Linked DNA regions of Homo sapiens: region 1 is linked to region 2. Evidence: chromatin loops called from intact Hi-C (ENCODE). Cell type or tissue: PC-3. All regions are shown on one strand.

Region 1 (5,000 bases), 130 kb after region 2:
ATATCCTTTGTAGAAAAGTAAAGTAAGGAATAAGGAAAGGAATCCTCAAGGAGGAGAAGTCATTTTAAACATGGTTCAGAGAAGGCCTCACTATTTTAGTAAGAAGCAATAATGTCTACAATTCAAAAGTTATGGTCAGAGAGCAAAGATACAAGACATGGAAGAAATATTTTTATAGTGGAAATTAACCTGGCCTAAATGAATCACTGGTGTGTGGAATGAAACAGGAGAATGAGCCAAAGGCAAATGTTAGGCATTGAGTCTGGGTGACTGGGTGGTCTGGGTTCCTTTAACTGAGACATAGAGACCTGGAGTAGATTAGCATTAATTTTATTTTGGAATCACTTTAGAATTCTGCACACACTGCAAGATAATTAGAAACACCCTAGGATATTACAACATATTACAGGCCAGAGCTGGAGTTACTGCTCAGAATAAATGTGTTGAGTTTCCCAAATGAGAAAACTGGGAATCATCATAGAAGGCTCCCTGTGCCTCGTCCACATCACCTTCCATGTTCCACCAGGCTCCAAACCATTCCACCTCCTAAATATCCTGGAGGACATGATGGATATCCTCCCTCTTTGTGCCACTGAGGGCCAATTTGCACCATCCTGTTTCCCTGGTTCTGCATAACCCATCTCTTCTATCCTCAACTTTGTCTTATTGTCCTGCAAATACATTTTCAAAACACAAATCTTACGTAGGGTAAAAGGAACTGAGAGGAAGCAAACTATAGTTTATGGAACTTTTTCCAGTCATTCATGTCACAAATTCGCTGAACATGCACTATTTTGTTTAACCTTTATAGAGCCTTATAATGATCCTTTAGGGAGGCTGTTATTTAGCCACATTTAAATAACACACCTATAGGCATTCACATTCATAAATGGCTGTGAATGAATGCATAAATGCATTTTTAGTTATTATATAGTCAGTTTTTACATATAATCCTTTCATGAAGTCATTTTCCTGAGAGTATGGGAATGTTCAAAGGGCTATCATGAAACGTTCTCAACCTGTGCAATTGGAGGGTCTTGAGCTCAAGGGGGATCCAGAGCTCAGCTCAACATTCACCAGACAGGGAAGTGACTTGGAAGGCACCAGCATTCTGAGGTTGGCCTTGTAAGGTAAGGTGTTCACTGGAAGTATAGGGAAGGTGGCAATAGCGACAGATAAACAAGAAGGCTGATGAGATGCCAGTGAAGATGTTATGGACCCGCAGAGCTGAAATACAGTTGCATCTGACACCAGTGCTTTGAAATTTTGGCTACTTGTATGCTCTTGGCTTTGCCTATACTATTTTTTAAGGATTTATGTAAAGTTTGTTGTTGGTTTTGCTTTTTGAATGTTAACCAGTTTCAACTGTGGTGAGTCAATGCAAAAAAAAAAAAAAAAAAAGTTTTTGGTTCAAGCCAGGGCCCCAGTTCTCACGAGGCTACAGGATATCTCCAGGAAAGACAGAAGGTTGAGTCTAAGTCTCCCAGGGACCTTGGGAATCACAGAGAGTGGTATCACCAAAAAAAAAAAAAAAAGCAGCACAGGATGAGGTCATGGTGACTACTTTACCGCAGGAGATTCTAGAGGAAATAACTTATTTAAAATGCCCAGTACATAAATTATGTTTCAACATTTGGTAGCTGGAAAGATTCACTGAAGTGTTTGCTTACTGATTATTAACTAGTAAAATGAGGCTAATAAAGTTAAGTTACATGTAAGGGCAATTTAAATGTAATCAAAATGGACATAAAGTATTTTTTAAATTATAATGTGTCAATGCAAAAATATGTTTTGATTCATAGTCTACACATTGTTTCATTTGGGTAAAATGTGATATACTCATAATGATTAGTGCACATGAATAGAGGGAAGTTCAGGCTGTTTATTATATACTCATACTTATAAAATGTTATACACTCACAACTTATACTATACTTTAAGAGTATAATCAGATTTTATGGTATAAACATCAGTAAGTATTTGGTACTGATAATAAGTCAGAAAAATACTTAGAAATGCATACAAACCCTTGACTATTGCCTCTGGTTAAATAAATAATAATGAATTCTAAAGTCAGACTAAAATACATTTTCCAACAACCAAAACCTATGGAAATAGTCCTAGAAGATTTTATAATAAGAGTATAAATGGAATGCTTACTTCATTAGAAGTCACTGTGTATGCTCTTTACTATGCGGTGAAATATGATTTGACATGGTATGGTCTTAGAAACTATTCATGAGTTTTTAGTTACTGATGTAAAATGCCTCATCTCACAGGTGAGGCTGACCTGCTAGCACTGGGACATGGAGGCTCAGGGAGAGTACAGCAGGGACTCACTAGGGGACTTTGGGATTCTCTCAATACCCCAGCATGCCAACTTCCCTGAGGAATCTTTAAAAAATATCCAAACCAGTCCTGAAACTCGCCTATAACATTTTTTAAGGATTTATATAAAGTTTGTTATAAATCCTTAAAAAATATTATAGGCAGTTTTTACCCAGTCTTAAAAACTATTTGGGAGGGACAGTATGTTTTTAGGCCAGCTCTATTTTATATGAAAATATATTGTTCAACTTTAAGCATAGGATTTGTATTTTTTTCATCCCCAAACCTGACTTGTGGCAGAACAAATGGGGGAGGAGGAAGAAATGAATGACTTAAATGATTTGTTTTATATACTTAAATGAATGATTTGTTTGATATACTACATTTAGACAAACCCAGTGATTCACACTTGTATTTTCTCATGGTGATTATGCAAGTTAATTAAAAACCCAATGATATATAAATAAATTTGTACTTACCAGAAATACTGCTATAGATATTCCAACCAGAAAGCCTGCTATAACATCTGACCAATGATTTCGATATTCTGCTACTCTGTTGAGTCCAGTAAGAAATGCCAAACACATTAAGCCCAAGCATAGAACTGGCTTAGCAAGTCTGGTTCCCTTGGCTTTGATTGTGTTGGTGATGTACATCTGAAACATTCAATAAAAAAAATGACTTTTCATGAAGGTATTTCCTTTATTAGCATAGCATATTATGTGTATGTACAAACATATATTTATAGACATATATACGCCTGTATGATTCAAATCATTAACTGGAGTTTATGAAGTTTTTGAAATCAGTTTCTTAAAAGCAGAATTCAAGAGTAGCAATTATTTTGTTTTACTTACCTCGTATGGCAATCTCTTACAAATGGCCAATTCTTAGCATAACATTCTTAATCATCTAGAAACACCAAGCACAGATAGTCCAACTGTCTTTTTTTCTTTTTATTCTTACTGTATCCATTCTTGTTTTATCTGAATTTTCATTTTAGATCAACCTCAACAATATTATTAGCAGGGGGAAGCTGTTGAAGTGTTTAAGTGTTTTTAATGTTTCCATTTGTGTATGCCATATTTAGAGGACACATACTTGATAAAAACCAGCATTATGAATACAGCTAGAAAAAATAAAGTGGAATAGATTTCTACCAAACAGATGTTACTTTGAAGGAAGACTTTAAGATTCAATGCAATGCCGAGGTTGCTTTCATGTTGTTAAATGAAATTGTGAAATTACTTTGTTTAACTACATTTTATCAGCCAGAATTAGGACAATAAAACACTTAAGTAGGCCGGGCGCGGTGGCTCACTCCTGTAATCCCAGCACTTTGGGAGGCCGAGGCGGGCAGATAATGAGGTCAGGAGATCGAGACCATCCTGGCTAACATGGTGAAACCCCATCTCTACTAAGAATACAAAAAATCAGCTGGGCGTGGTGGCGGGCACCTGTAGGCCCAGCTACTAGGGAGGCTGAGGCAGGAGAATGGCATGAACCCAGAAGGCGGAGCTTGCAGTGAGCTGAGATCGTGCCACTGCACTCCAGCCTGGGTGACAGAGCGAGACTCTGTCTCAAAAACAACAACAACAACAAAAAAAAACCATAAGTACGATAAGGGAAATGTGTCAACTAAAAACAAAACAAAACAGTGAATAGGTACCTACATTTCTGGCATCTGGACTTATGCTAATGAACATATGGTGTCAATTGATTGCAGCAAATGAAATGTCATGAGCCACTACGCTCAAGAATAATTTGGTCCTTCCCCCATCTAATGTATTCTATAGCTCAACTGCTCATAAGTTTATGTATTATTTTATAAGCAAATTTGTTGACTGTATTCAATTATTATTTCAAGTCATGAGTAGAGCAATTGTAAAAGAAATGACTTTGATAATATAATCAGATTTTATGGTATAAACGTCAATAAGTATCTGGTATTGATAATATACTCAGAAAAATTCTTAGAAATGCATATATACCATTAACTATTGTCCCTGGTTAAATAAACAATACATCTGCCTAAGAGAGTAAACCAAAATGAAAATTTAAGTTTTTAGTTCATACCTGCCATTTTAGAACACTATGAAATCCAGTAATTATCTTCTCTATTTTTTTTTTTCTGGGCAGTTTGCAGCCCTTGTAGCTGCCAAAAGGGGCTGTATAAATATGTAAGCAGTCCAAGTGATACAAGGCATCTCTCTAGCCAAGTTCTAGCCTTTTACAATCCATCCCAGGTCTCAATACTCTGGGGCAGGGGGAGCTGAACTGTCTCCATCTTGGCCTGTGACCTTCGGAGCTGGGTCTGTGTGTCTAAGACTGTGCTTGGAAAAGCTTGATAATTTCAGTTATGGAGGGTAAGTATACATGAGAGGGGAACAGGAAGAGATGAGAAAGAGAAAACGATGCTTTTGCCATTCTGAGAGAATGTGTTAAAGAGTTCTGCCCACATGAATAACAAGGCCAGGCTATCACATCACTTCAGGTTTCAGTGATGCAGCTAATTGAGTAACTCCTTGTATGACGAGTGCGTATGAATAGACAGGGAAATTCAGGCTTCTTGTGAGGTTTTCTTTAACACAGCTATAAGGCTGGTTAATTATTTCTTACTTTTGCATTTCTTTACATCTGTTAACACTCAAGATATTCTGTCCTCATTGAGA
Region 2 (5,000 bases):
CTGCATTTTTATTACTTGCTATAGCCTTAACAACTGTGTTTGGAAATGCATGATTTTTTTCAAAAAAACCCTCTTATAAATTATGTATGTCTCTATTGACTTAAAATCACACTCATTCACAGGTTCTGTGTTTGGGAGAAAACAAAGAGCATTTGGATGGGGCTGGATTCTTAAAACATTTCTCAAGACAGGGAGCTAAAAGGAAAGACTAACTTATCTGAGTATTATATGTGAGGGTTTCTGAGGTGATTTCATAAAATCTGGGGAGGGGGGAGTTGTGTGCCTAGCATGCTGAGATGGGGTCCATCCGTTTTATCTGCCTCTCCTTGGTAGCACTGTGCTGCTTCAAAAATGGACTCTAGATCTTAAGGCTGGAAGGCTTTGTGATGGCATGAGGCTGTCAGCTAAGGGACAGTAGAAGGGATCACGTTTTAGAGGAAAGAATTTTTTATAAAGTAGACATTGGGGACAAACAGTTTGTGCCAAATTTTCTATATCACTATGCAGCTCACAGCAAAACAGTGCTTTGCATATAGTAGGTTCTCTGCAAATCTTTGTTAGTCTCCTATTGTATTCTTTGGTTTTAGATTTGAGGAATTCCTTGGGTCTGTTTAATTCGTTTACTTTTGAAGGATAAACACATAAAGATATATTAGCAAGATATGGTTATATAATATAAACATAGCAGCCTCTGAAAACACTTGCTGTTTTTTTGTTTCCATGAAACTTGCTTTAGAAAGAAAAAAAATCAAGATTTTCCCCGATATTGTTCTCGTTTTTAGAGTTTCTCACTTTAATCTGAAAGGAGGCATTGAGTTCTTTGAGTCACACTGTTCTTATCCTTGACCCACTTAATTCCTAAAGTTGATTTCTTGTTTTTAAAATGCACATTACATCATCTGTTTGTATGAATAATTGCAAAAAAATGAACTTATGGTTAAAAATCCCCTGTGATTCAAAAAGCTGGTTTTTATGACTTTTAAGTGTGCAATATTGAGTTGATGAACATCATAAGTCTTTTTTTTAATTTAACAGCAATATATTTCCCTCACTGAGCTTTGACCGGGTCTTATGAAGAGGATTCTCAAGTGGAGCCTCAGAGAGCAAGGCAGTCATTATTGACTTTACTAAAGCTTTTGTGAATATATGTTGCCATATCACCAACATTTCCGTGATTTAAATTCAACACTAAATTGGCTCTGGTAATGTTAACCAACAGATTGGATGCAATTCCAGTAGCACATATTCTGACATCTTATCTAACGGATCTTAGCTGTTCTCCTGCAGAAATAAGTTTGGAGCAGGGCTGCAATGCAACCTTAATTATGGGGTAGATGGGCCAGCTACAATAGGATGTTCTGCTGCTAGATGTTCTGTTCCAGAGAAGGATGCAGTCAGTTCAAGCTGTTTTTGACTGATGTTTCAGATTGTGGTCTAGTAAACAGGTCTGAAAATAGCTACTTTTTTAAAGACTGTAAATTCCTGTAAATTAGGGTATGATTTAAAAATTAACCCTAAAAAGAATAAGTGTTGAAGGATGGAGCAACTTTCAGTTTTGAATTACTAGCTGGATGCAGTAGTACTCCATTCTTAAAAGACAAGGAAGCGGGTCATTAGAGAGGATGCATCTAAATGCTATGTGTCAGAAAGGAAAGGAAAATGGAGTTTCTTTACTGCTGAAAAACTGTGTAATTAGCTGAGATAACAAGCATTGATATTTATTGTTGTGGAATGCAAGGAAGAAACTGAAAAACAAAACTCCTGGTGTCTCCACTCCACATCTGCTGAACTAATTTGGGGGTAATTTTATCATTTTAATCTGCATGTTGCTCTTCCCCAGTTGCTAAAGTACCCTGGTGCATACCAGATGTCAGACATTTAATGAGGCCTCCGAGGTTTGGGATAAATTTGATTGCAGGTGTTTAATGGCTGTCAGGCCTTTGGACAAACCCGTAAGCTGGTGGTTCCTGGTTTGCAATGATTCACAGTACTCAACTCTTTAGTAAATGTTAGTGGCCATTCTAGCCACTAGGAGGAGCTGGAGGCTACTCCATCCACTACTCAACAGGCAAGACTGGTCCAGATGTAAGAGCAAAAGATTTTACTGTAGTAGGGTACTACGGAGTCAGTACTATAAAAGATGGATTTAGATCTCAGCCCATAAAGATATGACTTGAAGGAGCATATAGTGGTTAAGAGTGATGGTTCCTAGGGTCTAGGTTTCAAGTCCTGCAAAATAGCAAATTTTCCTAAGTCTCAGTTTCCTCAACTTTGAAACAAAGTTAGTATTAGTACCTATCCCTTAGGTTGTTGTGAGCAAGAAATAAGATAATCCAGGTAAAGAACTTAGCTACACTGTTAGTACTGCCTCATTAAATTTATATATATATATAGTGATCTGATGCTTAGGTGTTCACTTTATCTTGGGGAATCCTCTTCTGTAGAGCTTGGATTCCAGCTAAGGTAGATGATGACTTGATCACCTATGCTAGGATCATCAGTTCCCTTACAGATGTAGTTTAGCCTAGTACTTTGAAGCACAGATTCTAGAGGCATACAGTTCTGAGTTGGAGTCCTGGTTTGGACACTTAGTAACTCTGTGACCTTGGGAAGGTTATTTAATCTTGTTAGATCTCAGTTTTCGTAATCTTTATATGAATAAAACAATAATAACTTAGTTACGTAGTTGTTAGGATTACAATGAAATGACTCTTGGAACTATGTTTTCAATAGTATCTCGTGCATGGTAGTACTCAATAAATGTTTTCTAGTATTATTATTCCTTACTCCCAATACTTTATTTACTTAAAAAAAATCTTCTGTTCTCTCTATTATACTTTACTTCAAAATTTCAGACATCATTGGCTATAGAAAATTTTTTTATAAGACAAGTAGGTCTTCCCATTTCCCCTGAACTAATTACAACTTTGATTCTGATCATCTCTACCTCGGTCACTTTAAGATTACAGACTGTTGGATCAGAATATACAGTGTTCATTTTCTTATTCTTAGATGTCTCACATTTTAGCTAACATGCCTGGATTTGAAGACCTGTTAAATGTGATATTGTGAGAAAGAACCTCTCAACATTAGTTTCCTCATCCTTAAAAAGGGACTAATAATATCTAATTTATAGCATTGCATTTTAAAATACTCTTATTTGGGTAAAGCACAGTGCCTGGCACATGGTAGGCACTCAAAAAATGAGCCAGATTGCTGAGGAAGATGGGGGTTGAGGGGCCAAGGGGTTCACATAAATTTTCACCTGGCTTCTTAATTTAATCCTTTCTCTTCCTTCCTTTGGGATAGATGTTTTCTCCTTTGTCCATTTTTATTTCCATTACTTTCCATGCCACTAGATCCAACCTCAAAATCTACCAGCCATTAAGTAAGGAAATATAAGCTGGTGCCAGTTGTATTGATCACTGATGCTTTGGTATTTTCATTGCTGATGGGAACAGTAAACAAGAACTGAATACATTGTTTAGATTCTCAAGAAAGTCAAACATTAGGGGGCTGTCAGGCTAGGATGGAAATCCGTGGACCATTATGGTTGGAAAAGGGCAAGGAGCCGATGGTCAGGGCCAAGTAGGAAGACATTTGGTGTATCAACGTATAAGGGACTCTAAAACAACTACAGCCCTTGAAGACATGGTGCCATTTAATTCAGGTTTCTACATGTAATTCCTTTTGTAGCTGGCCTCTTTCATAGTTTGGCTTCTGCCAAATTGAAGTGCACTTTGGAGTGAAAATTAAAACAAAACAAAGCATTCCTTGCCACCTGTGATGGATCTCTGTTGAGAATTTTTCCAACAGGTGACAATCACTCTGAGAACAGCCAGTTGACAGCTGCCTGAAGTCAGCAGTTAGAGCTGAAATTGAAAAATGCATGTGATAGTGCTGTTTAGTGAGAACTGGAAATTTTACCCCTAAACTTTAAATGCTCTAATATACCTGCCAAGATGTTTTCTGATTTAGAATATTGCAAAAGAAACTAAAAAGAGAGAAAGAACTACCGAGAAGGTAAAAACATTTTGCTGACATAAAAGACACTAGAAAAGAGCTTTCAATGGTACTTTGAACAGAACTTTGTAATATATTCTTATAAGGTACTTCTATATTCATGCATATAAACTATGAATAAAGAAAACTACAAAAGAAAAGAATATTCCAAATTAAGTTAGAATATTACATTAAATGCAGTGCATGTGACTATCTTAGTTATCTTAAATACAATGAAAGAAGTATAAAAAGACACTTTCTCTCTATTTTAATAAATAATTGTTGGATGGATATTTTGGAGATAGTGGTTTAGATGTGCATGGAATTACTAGCTAGTCCAATTTATCCATATGTCTAGATGTGACTCTGGTATGGAGTACAAGATATTCTGTTATGAAGTTAGATGAGCTGTCTCTGCTTTGATAAGAAATAGGCTACTAATATGTCTAGTGATAGAGATGCTGAGAGTTAATCCTGGATAACAAATGAAGGGGAAATTAAGTGAAAATGTTAGCAACACTGAACTCGACAAGGTTCGTTTTGCTATGTCACATTCCATAAGTGTTGACTCATCATCTCTAACATATCCTCTAAAGTTGGTGAAGATCCTTTTATCTGTTTTTAAGGGATGTGATCACAGACAGAAATTTTATTTTATGTATTTGCTACTTCTAGCATCTACAGCTAGTTACTGGAATCTCTGTATTCCAATTAAAAGTTTCTGGGAATAAATGGGACGGGAGTGGAGAGCAGAGAAAGTAAAATGCCCTGTGTGGATCAGGTTGAACAAGGCATGGGGCCATGAGTTAAAGTTCTTTAAGGGTAACTCATGGGTAGGGGAAGGAGAGGGGTTGAGAAGATGTGGTAGGCTGCGCACCCAACCCCAAGTGTGTCAAAAATACATTCCCTTTACAAATGAGGAAATGAGGCTCTGTTTTCCTCACTGTTTAGGATCTGAGTGCGATCTGAAGGCTCTGAGCCTTCAGGCAATTAAAAGG

The links. Hi-C counts contacts between places; a loop is a spot of excess contacts. Peaks named below come from ENCODE experiments on the same cell type or tissue, not always from the same donor. Only the 100,000 strongest peaks of a DNase experiment are listed, where the experiment ranks them.
Region 1: a loop joins it to region 2, with 5 times the contacts of the local background. A loop is called at or near these places in 2 of 110 quality-filtered maps.

Annotation. Positions count from the first base shown.
Region 1 is chr1:98,919,075-98,924,074 of GRCh38, forward strand. PLPPR5 (phospholipid phosphatase related 5) reads right to left here. Exons shown (of 6, transcript NM_001037317.2): 4 at 2,808-2,984. Among named protein-coding and RNA genes, the nearest start is that of PLPPR5-AS1, 83 kb to the right of the region's middle. In PC-3, no CTCF peak of the experiment used is centred here; DNase peaks (open chromatin) are centred at 1,527 and 2,947; H3K4me3 peaks cover 2,555 bases; H3K27ac peaks cover 4,299 bases.
Region 2 is chr1:98,792,438-98,797,437 of GRCh38, forward strand. No RefSeq gene overlaps it. Among named protein-coding and RNA genes, the nearest start is that of SNX7, 130 kb to the left of the region's middle. In PC-3, a CTCF peak has its summit at 2,040 (motif pointing right); a DNase peak (open chromatin) is centred at 2,034.